2 separate regions of the Homo sapiens genome follow, and region 2 is linked to region 1. Evidence: read pairs that join two places in POLR2A ChIA-PET (ENCODE). Cell type or tissue: GM12878. All regions are shown on one strand. Each heading gives the region's core, and the rest is flanking DNA. Links, peaks and the distances in the headings are about the cores only.

Region 1 (4,397 bases), core at 168-4,167:
ACTGTACTGTGTGTGGCATTCATTCACTCATTCATTTAGTAATTTCATGCTCTGGGCTAATTACTGTGACAATGTGATTCAAATAACTGAGGTTCGATGTGAACCATGGGTGACAGAAAACTAGACTCACAATAGTGGAGTTGGTTTTTACATTTCATTAAATGGACAATTTAAAATGTAAATAGAACAGGAAGGTCAAGTAAAAGTCAGAAAGCCCCCCAGAATTACCCTTCTCTGATGTCTGAGTGTTGTGTAGGTAGTTTTGAAATTCAGAGTAGTTACATCCCACTTTATATGATCCAATCTGCTTGGAACACAGACCTTGTTTCCCATAGTCAGAAACAATGGTACATATAGAGGTGAATCCTCCCTATACCCTGAAAATCCAGCAAAGAGAGAAATCCATACTGAAGCTAACATGCTGTACATTTGCCACTGAATATTGTGAGGTATTCTGTGGCCACAGTTGCGACGATTAAACAAAACAGGAAAGCAACACAAGTTAATAAGGAAATTTTTACTTATTTTGCTGGTCCTTGAGGATAAGCAGATATTGTTCATTTATTCATTCATTCAAAAACCACATATTGGGTTTATTTAGAAAAGAAGGAAAAACTAGTTGACTATATCTGCAGGGCTTCTAAAAGGGACTTGTGGACATCTCAAGGTACTCAGAGAGTAATGCAATTAAATTACATGTGATTTCTCTTCTGAATGCCCTGTTCTCTCTTCCTCAATACAGGTCTAACACCAGCAATATTTACACACCGAAGGCACGAGTATGGCCATTTGGGGGGCTGTGATATTGTTATTGAGGAGTTTTCCAGAGATAACTAGACAAGAGCTAGAAAACAATGGAAGGAACTTTAGAAGCTCACAGGTATGTAACTGAACTAAAACAATTAACTGTGTACTGGAAAAGAAAAGAGGAATTTATTAAGTATCTACTTGTGCCAATAAACAAGACAGATATTATTTTCATAATTCTACATGAGACAAAAGAAAGGAGGTGATAGGGAGGAGATCTGAGTCAGCATATTCTGTGTTGGCCTTCACAAGTTCCTGTCATCTAGGATGTCTCATTTGATTTCAGAGAAAGATCTAGGTAAGGGAGGGAAGAGTGACCTTCCCCATTGGCATCAGAGGTACCAGAAGCAACACCTACCACTGCCTCTGTGAGTTAAGGATGCCTGATCTGGGCAGCCAAACTATATATACCTCCAAATGTAGATCCAAAAGAATCTATACACCTTGACCAAAACGTAATTTTTTAGAATAATTGCATAAATTCTCAAGAGAAGAAAAATAAAAAATAACTACTAACAACCATTGTGTTCTTCCCCACTTCATACCGCAGGATAATCCGGCATTGTTCACCCTGTGTAAAGGCTCTATGGTGGATCCATCAGGCTATCAGTCAGGTCTTTGTTGAGCTCCTTGGAAATGCACAATAGAAAACTATCCCTCAGGGAGCTTACAATCAAATAGGGAAGTAGATGTTATTAAATAAGAAACAAGGCAGGGCACAGTGGCTCATGCCTGTAATCCCAACACTTTGAGAGGCCGAGGCAGAAGGATCACTTGAGCCCAGGAATTCAAGACCAGCCTAATCAACATAGGGAGTGTGTACAAATGATTTAAAAATTAGTTGGGCACCATGGCTTGCACCTGTGGTTTCAGCTACTAGGGAGGCTGAGGTAGAAGGATCGCTTGAGCTTGAGAGGTCAAGGCTGCAGTGAGCTGTCATCTTGCTCACTCTCTTGCCCAGGTCTCAGAGCAAGATCCTGTCTCCAAAATAATAATAATAATAAACAACTTGAAATAATTAAATTATTACAGGTGTGGAAAGGGAAGATCTCAGTTTCAATGGAGCATTGGATCTATACAAGTCAAGAGGCAAAAAGTGGGCTTTGCTGAAGACTGATGCTAAAGCTGAATTCTGGACAATGAGTAGCAATGAGCCATGTAAAGAAAAGGAAGTGAGTAGGTCCTGAGGCAAAACAGAGTTTGCCACGTTTGAGGAACTGTGAGAGAACTGTTGTTCCCAGTGGGAGAACACTAAGAATGAAATTGGCTCAAAATGAGGCTGGAGATGTAGGCTTAGATTACATAGGTTGGCCAGCATAGGAATTTTAGATTTCATTTTAAAAATCAATGGGGAATCATTAAATTGCTTTAAGTTAGAGAGGAGGAATAGCTGCAGAGCAAATTTCCATTTTTTAAAGATTATTTTATGGGTAAGACTTCCAGAATAGCCACCACCATCCCCCCATCACCACATAACCCCCCCCACCACCTCCCCCCACCATACTCCCACATTCCCCCCATATCCCCCACCACAACATCCCCACCACCACCACATACCCACCACATCCCCCCCATCACCACATCCCCCCCACCACCACATCCCCCCCCACCACATCCCCCCCACCACATCCCCCCCACCACATCCCCCCCACCACCACATCCCCCCCACCACCTCCACATCCCCCCCACCACCTCCACATCACCCCCACCACCTCCACATCCCCCCCACCACCTCCACATCCCCCCCACCACCTCCACATCCCCCCCAGCACCACCACATCCCCCCCACCACCTCCACATCATCCCCACCACCACATCCCCCCCAGCACCACCACCACATCCCCCACCACCACCACCACATCCCCCCCACCACCTCCACATCCCCCCCACACCACATCCCCCCCCCACCACCATATCCCTGATACCACCACCATCTCTGGATCATGGAAGCTGTATTCTAGGCAGACACATCCGAGATGACCAGGGTACTCTTTCTCCACCCAGCCCTCAGTCATAGGATAGAAACTACCTCAGGCATGGCAAGCTGCAAACACTGGCAGTCCAATAGCTCTCTGCCCACATTCCATGTGCTCTTAGGAGAGTTTCCATGCCAGGAAGGTCAAGCCAAGTAGACAAGGGATTACCATCCACCCACCCCAACCCTATTCATAGAGCAAGGGTGTCACATCGATAAGTAGGTCTCCACCCCCAACTCCAGTGCATAGCACAGGGTCTCTGCCCAGAGGAGAGGCAGGCCATGAGATGAAGAGCTCTGCGGCTCTGCCTGAGGGGACCAGCTGTTTGGAACACAGAGTGGAGAATTCCAGGCCTAAGAATGCTGTGCATCATGGACAACATGGGGAAAACCCAGCTCTAAAAATAAATAAATAAATAAATACAAAAATTAGCCTGTGTGGTGGTGCATGCCTGTAATCCCAGCTACTCAGGAGGCTGAGGTGGGAAGATCACCTGAGTGTGGGGAGGTCGTGGCTGCAGTGAGCAGTGATCATGCTACTGCACACTGCACTCCAGCCAGGGCAACAGAGCAAGCCCCTGTGTAAAAAAGAAAAACAAAAAACAACAACGCTGTGGAAAACCATAAAGATCAGGTGGAGAATAATTAAGAGGAGGCTGGTAGCTCCGTTATACAAGCAAAACAGCAGAACAGAAGTTTAATAGAACCAGGGAAAGACAGCTAAAAAGAGGCCTGGTAGGATCACAGTCAACTCTAGGGGTCAAAAGGGTTGTGTGCAAGCACGAGGCTGCCCCCACACAGGAGCAATTGGAGCAGACGTGGGGGCGGACTTGAAAGCATTCCCCAAGCCTCACAGACTCATCAACACAAGGTGAAGCTTTACTGGAACAAGGAACTTAAACAGAACATCTGACAAAACACTAAGTGAACAATAAGCCACTCTGCCCCAAGAGGCAACTCCTATGAAGCCAAGCTTAAAAATAAAATCACACTCAGCCCTGGCAGTCTAGAAGACTGTGTGCACACACAAGGCCGCTTCCTCTCAGGAGCAGTCAGAGAGGAAACTTCCAAGTTACTAGTCCCCGGCTGAATCTGGAACAAAAATGTAAACTTCCTGCCCTATGATAGCTGACTGCACACCACACATACATCCAACAGTAAAAGGTAAAAATTTCACTGGTGACTTCCAGTTTCCAGTCTAGCACGTAAGAAGCTTGGAAGTCACCATTTCATTGTAACAATTAAAAAGCTAAGCACACAGAAAAACCTACTCTTCTTAGATCAGAGAAAGAAGTGAGATTAAGGTGCAAACCTCTGCCCCCCAAAAATTGGAAAGACTGACCGGTGAGTACAGAGAATCACAACTTACCACAGCAGAAACCACATGCGGAAACTTCCTCAGAACCAATGCTGGGGTACAGAAATCTGAACTGTAGCTGATAAATTGCTGGAGATAAAAACTCCATGGGGTCCCAGTCATCAGGGACCCTACACTTTAGTGGGTTTTAACTGCTAGAATCCACAGGGTCTCACAGTGATTTTGGGGAAAAATCTCCTCGTGCTGCTAGCAGAAGAGAGGAGAAAAGGGAACCATTTTGAAGTACACCAGTGCATT
Region 2 (4,397 bases), core at 327-4,326, 66 kb after region 1:
CATCATTTTACAGAAGCCTTCCCAGCTCCAACAGCATAAGAAAACCAAGCCTTCCTTTTATTCCCTTAGTCCTCCATACTGCTGCTCTGTGTTGGCATTAATCACGTTGTCGTCTGCGTGTTGGATTTACCCTATTGTCTCTCTCTGAGCCTCTTGAGGGCAGGAACTGGATTTTATCTTTGTATCCTGCTTGGCATGCAGAAGCTCTCAAAGTGTGCTTGCACAAGTCAAAGGATTGGGATGGGATGATAATAGCTAACATTTACCAGGTGCTGTGCTGTTTTATTCATAGAACTGGGTCTTGGTTCTGGTATTGCTTATTCATTTTTGGCATCTTCAGATTAGCTGGAAGGGTATTGCTACACTGTCAAAAATAAAATACAGTGAAATTTATGCTAATGAAAACATACACCGTGTGTATGCCCAACTCTGTGCTTTGCAAAGTAGACATTCAATGGCTATCTCTGGAATGACTGGATTAATGAATGAGTGAGTGGATGATTGAATGGAAAGAGACTCCATCCTCTGGGAAGGAAAGAAGAATGGAATGGGCTTGACAGCCATACTACTCTTAAAGCTGAACTTGTTGCTTGGCTGGAAGGAGGGATGAGGCAGGAGCTAAGCTGACAGAAGCACTCAGGGAATTCGCATATCCTCTTTCTTGTGATTTCTGTTTTAGGGAACCAACAGGTCTTTGGTACCATCTCCCATTTTTCCAGACCACAAGCTTTTATCTTGTTCTTCAGAATCCTAGAATTTTGCCACCAAGTTTCAGCCTAAAGGAAAATACACTTGTAGCATGCAAGTTCTCACCTCAAAACCTGCGTGAAAATAGTCGGTGTCATTGTAGAGTGATGCAGTGCAGAAAGGGGCCTGGGATGCTTCACCCGGAGAATGAAAGTCCCAAATCTGGATCCCATTTGCTCTTACCATCCACCTTGATAGGAGTGTGGGTGTGGCACCTGTCACCATTCTGCTTGCATTTGTGTGAGTTTATGCCAGGCAAACATGAGTAAAACCAATTCCTTCCAACACTTGACACATAGATAAGTGAAGAAAATTTTATCTTACATTGTGAACACAATGGCAGGTAAGATTGCAGGAATGATGGTTTGTGTACAAGCTATTAATAAAAGTTGTGTGTTGCATATACAAACTTTGCTTTATTGTAGATGGCCTTTTAGTTCGGTGCTATACATGTAATATTCAAAGTGTACATTATATTACCATGTTGTCTTTTTACTTTTATGAGTTATTTGTAATGTGGATAATAATTCTTAGTTCACATCACATTTTGCTGACCACTCAAGGAAAAGTTGAACTACAAATATTTCAAATGAGGTGATAAATTACTGTTGGGTTCTTAATTGTCTGACAAAGAAACTCCATTGTTCTAAACCTTTCAAATATAGTGTGATTACCCTCGTTTGTGTGTCTTGCTCAATTTTAAAGTATAAATAGAGGGAGTTCCATTAAGCAATACAGGCTGTTTTCTTACCATGCTTACAAGGGCTGTTAGAGTATCAATGATGAAATTGAAACTTAGTTTGAACTTGATATGCAAAACAAAATAAATTTGACTCGTTTGAAATATTGCGTAAATATGTTCCAGAGCCTGGCACCAAGTATCTGGGGATTTTTAGAGCTGACCTCACTGAACATTGAATTATAAGATACATTTTAACAGTGTTTTTGAACTGGTTGAAGAAACCCCTCTTCCATTCCCTTCAAGTCAAGTATTTCCTGATAAGAAATATTCTACATTAAAAGAGAAGTTTCCTGTTGCACTTCTTCAGGTTTCTGGGTTAGTTTAATTCAATGGATTCCTGAAGCTGCAAGTGAAAGGTTAAATAGGTACCATTTGCAACTACTTATCTGTGAATCAGAATTTTTTGAATATTGTGTATGCAGAATGAAAGAGAAACATACTTCGTTTGTGATTTAAACTATGTTCTTGAGAACATACTGTAATTTACATAATTCAGATAAATTATCTGTTTTGTATATTGTGGTTATATATAAGGTTTCCTCTGACAGAGGGTGATTTCTGCTGCTAAAGTTGTTTAAAGACATTGCCCTTGATATTTCTAGCTAACAGTGGAGCTCCCAGGTGCAACCTGCTGTGGTTGAATTGGAAACTTGTCACTGAGCTCTTTTCTTACCTGGCTCCTTCTAGGACTTTCAAGATCCTCTGGTGTGGCCGGGCCAGATGGGCTAGCCCTGATGCACATGTCCTTCTACGGTTCATGAGCGTTCCAAGCTTGAGTGGGAGAGTCAGCTTGGGCAGTGGGGGTGATAGTCATATCCTCTCACCATCTCCATAATGGGCCTCTTCTTCCAGGCAAGAGCAGGTGTTATCCCCATTTTACACTGAAGAGAAAACCAAGCTGAGAAAGGGCATGTGATAGGCCCAAGGGCATCTCCTGACCTTGACTAGCACTCTTTTCACCATGCTGTTTTACCCTCGTATGTCTCAGTTGCTGTGCCTAGGAGAAGAGTTCCAGTTTGTAAAACTCTCTCCAAATTGATGGCCAGTTGGAGATTTTTCGGAAGGCTTAAGGGAAAGAAATAGCACTTGTGGGACTTTTTTTTTTTTTTTTTTTTTTTCAGAAGCATGATGCCAGCAGAAGACTTGTTTACTTGTGGTGCTATACTTGTGCGGCTGGTGTTTATCTCACTTTCTATAGAGGAACGCAGTTGATGTCTTCTTTTAAAAACACTAGACCCGAGACCTGGGATCACCCTTCCACTCCTCCTCATGCTGTTTGCTTTGGCATTCAGCCAGCTGCCTGCCTCTATGTGTCAAAAACAAGATCTCCCCACCCAAGGACATGATAGAGCTATCTGCAAGCCATTTTAAGGCACATATTCACGTTTAATGGTGGCACTTGAATTAGTTTTCACAAAGTCTGTGCACCAGAGCTTAACTACCTCACTCTCAGGCCACCTTCTGAAACTTAGTGACATCATTCCTAGGTGATTCTCTCAAGGCTCTGCCTATTTATTCTTCATGCCTTTGCAATTCTAACCTTTTAATTTCTGCTTCTTGTAGCATAAACTGCTAGAAAGTAGGGAAGAGGGTGTCTGCTAGAGAGAGAGAGGGTGATAGCTGATAACACAGGAAAAGATAAACACTATAGTTGGCACATTTAAAAGGTATATTGAACTGGGCTCTTTAGCCCTAATTGCCTTTCTTTTTTTGGAAGGTCAGTACTATTGTCTGGCACAGTAGGACACTGGGCACAGTATGATTGTGATGTTTACAAAGCATCATACTTGTGTCTAGTCAACTCTGTTTAAGGAAACAGGAAGATTGTTAGAAATACTAAAAATTAAATGAAAAGTTGTGATGCTTGAAGTGCTGATTAGTATTCGGACTAAAGTATATGAATGAATAACAATTTTTTCTCTGCAGAGACTGCAGCATGAAATCTCATGCTACATTGACTGGTGGCAGTGGTTTTTATTTCATAGAACTTTCTTTTCTGTTGTTGAGATCTGTGCTGTTGGTGCTGGTTCTGCTTTGGCAGTTCCCAAAGTCCCTTACAGGACAAGAATGATGAGTGGGGATATAAATCTCAATTCCAGCAGCTGCTCACTCACAGGTGTCTCGGTGGAAGAATTGGGTCTTGTTGAGCCTGTAGCTTCTCTCTATATACTGCTGGGAGATGCTGCCTGTGAGTGCCTTGCTTGATATCCAGGTGCTAGGGCTAAGGACCTCTTTGTGGAATAGCCATCTTTGCTTGAGGTCTGTGCAATTGTGTATGCCTGCAGTGCAGTGCCTGGTAAGGCTTTCAAACTGTGGGCAAGAATGTAACAATGCCTGTCACTCGTGAAGAGACACAGTCGGTGAGGTGAGTATGGATTAGTGCCAAGGAAAGTTTTCTGGGTCAGAGACTTTATCCTGCTGCAGGAATTAACTCCATTGATCAAAAACAGCCTTAATTGGGATGGGGCTCGGGGGCAAATTTCATATGTGATTGGCAGGAGTCTAAACTGTATAGCTTTTCTGGAGGGCATTTTGGCAGTGGGGATTAAAGTGTCAAATGTGCATACTCTGTGACTGGACATTTTCACTTCACAGAATTTATCCTAAGGAAAGCATTGTACAAGTATACACAAAAGGGTGTTCCTCCGCACCATAATGTTTAGTGTTGCCATCACCTGGGGCTTTATTAAAAAAGGAAAAGTTACATAAATTCCAGTAAAACCATACAGTGGAATATTATAAAGCTGCTGAAGAAGATGAAGTCAACTTCTATGTACTATTATGGAATGATGGTAAAGAAATTATGTACAAAAGTCACAGATCAGCATGAATAGTGTGATCCTATTTTCAATATATATGTGTGTATTGAGTGCATATTATGTAAAGGTTTATATGCATTAATTTTGGG

What was found. ChIA-PET counts read pairs that join two places held together with the same protein. Peaks named below come from ENCODE experiments on the same cell type or tissue, not always from the same donor. Only the 100,000 strongest peaks of a DNase experiment are listed, where the experiment ranks them.
Region 2: POLR2A ChIA-PET joins it to region 1 with 5 read pairs; 2 of 35 experiments call an interaction of 5 or more read pairs at or near these places.

The regions. Positions count from the first base shown.
Region 1 is chr11:12,638,559-12,642,955 of GRCh38, forward strand. It overlaps LOC105376556 (a long non-coding RNA gene), which reads left to right. Exons shown (of 5, transcript XR_931039.2): 3 at 743-880; 4 at 1,840-1,979; 5 at 3,026-3,168. Among named protein-coding and RNA genes, the nearest start is that of TEAD1, 34 kb to the right of the region's middle. In GM12878, for the core only: no CTCF peak of the experiment used is centred there; DNase peaks (open chromatin) are centred at 2,393 and 2,656.
Region 2 is chr11:12,704,531-12,708,927 of GRCh38, forward strand. All of the region lies in intron 2 of TEAD1 (TEA domain transcription factor 1), which reads left to right. Among named protein-coding and RNA genes, the nearest start is that of TEAD1, 32 kb to the left of the region's middle. In GM12878, for the core only: no CTCF peak of the experiment used is centred there; no DNase peak of the experiment used is centred there.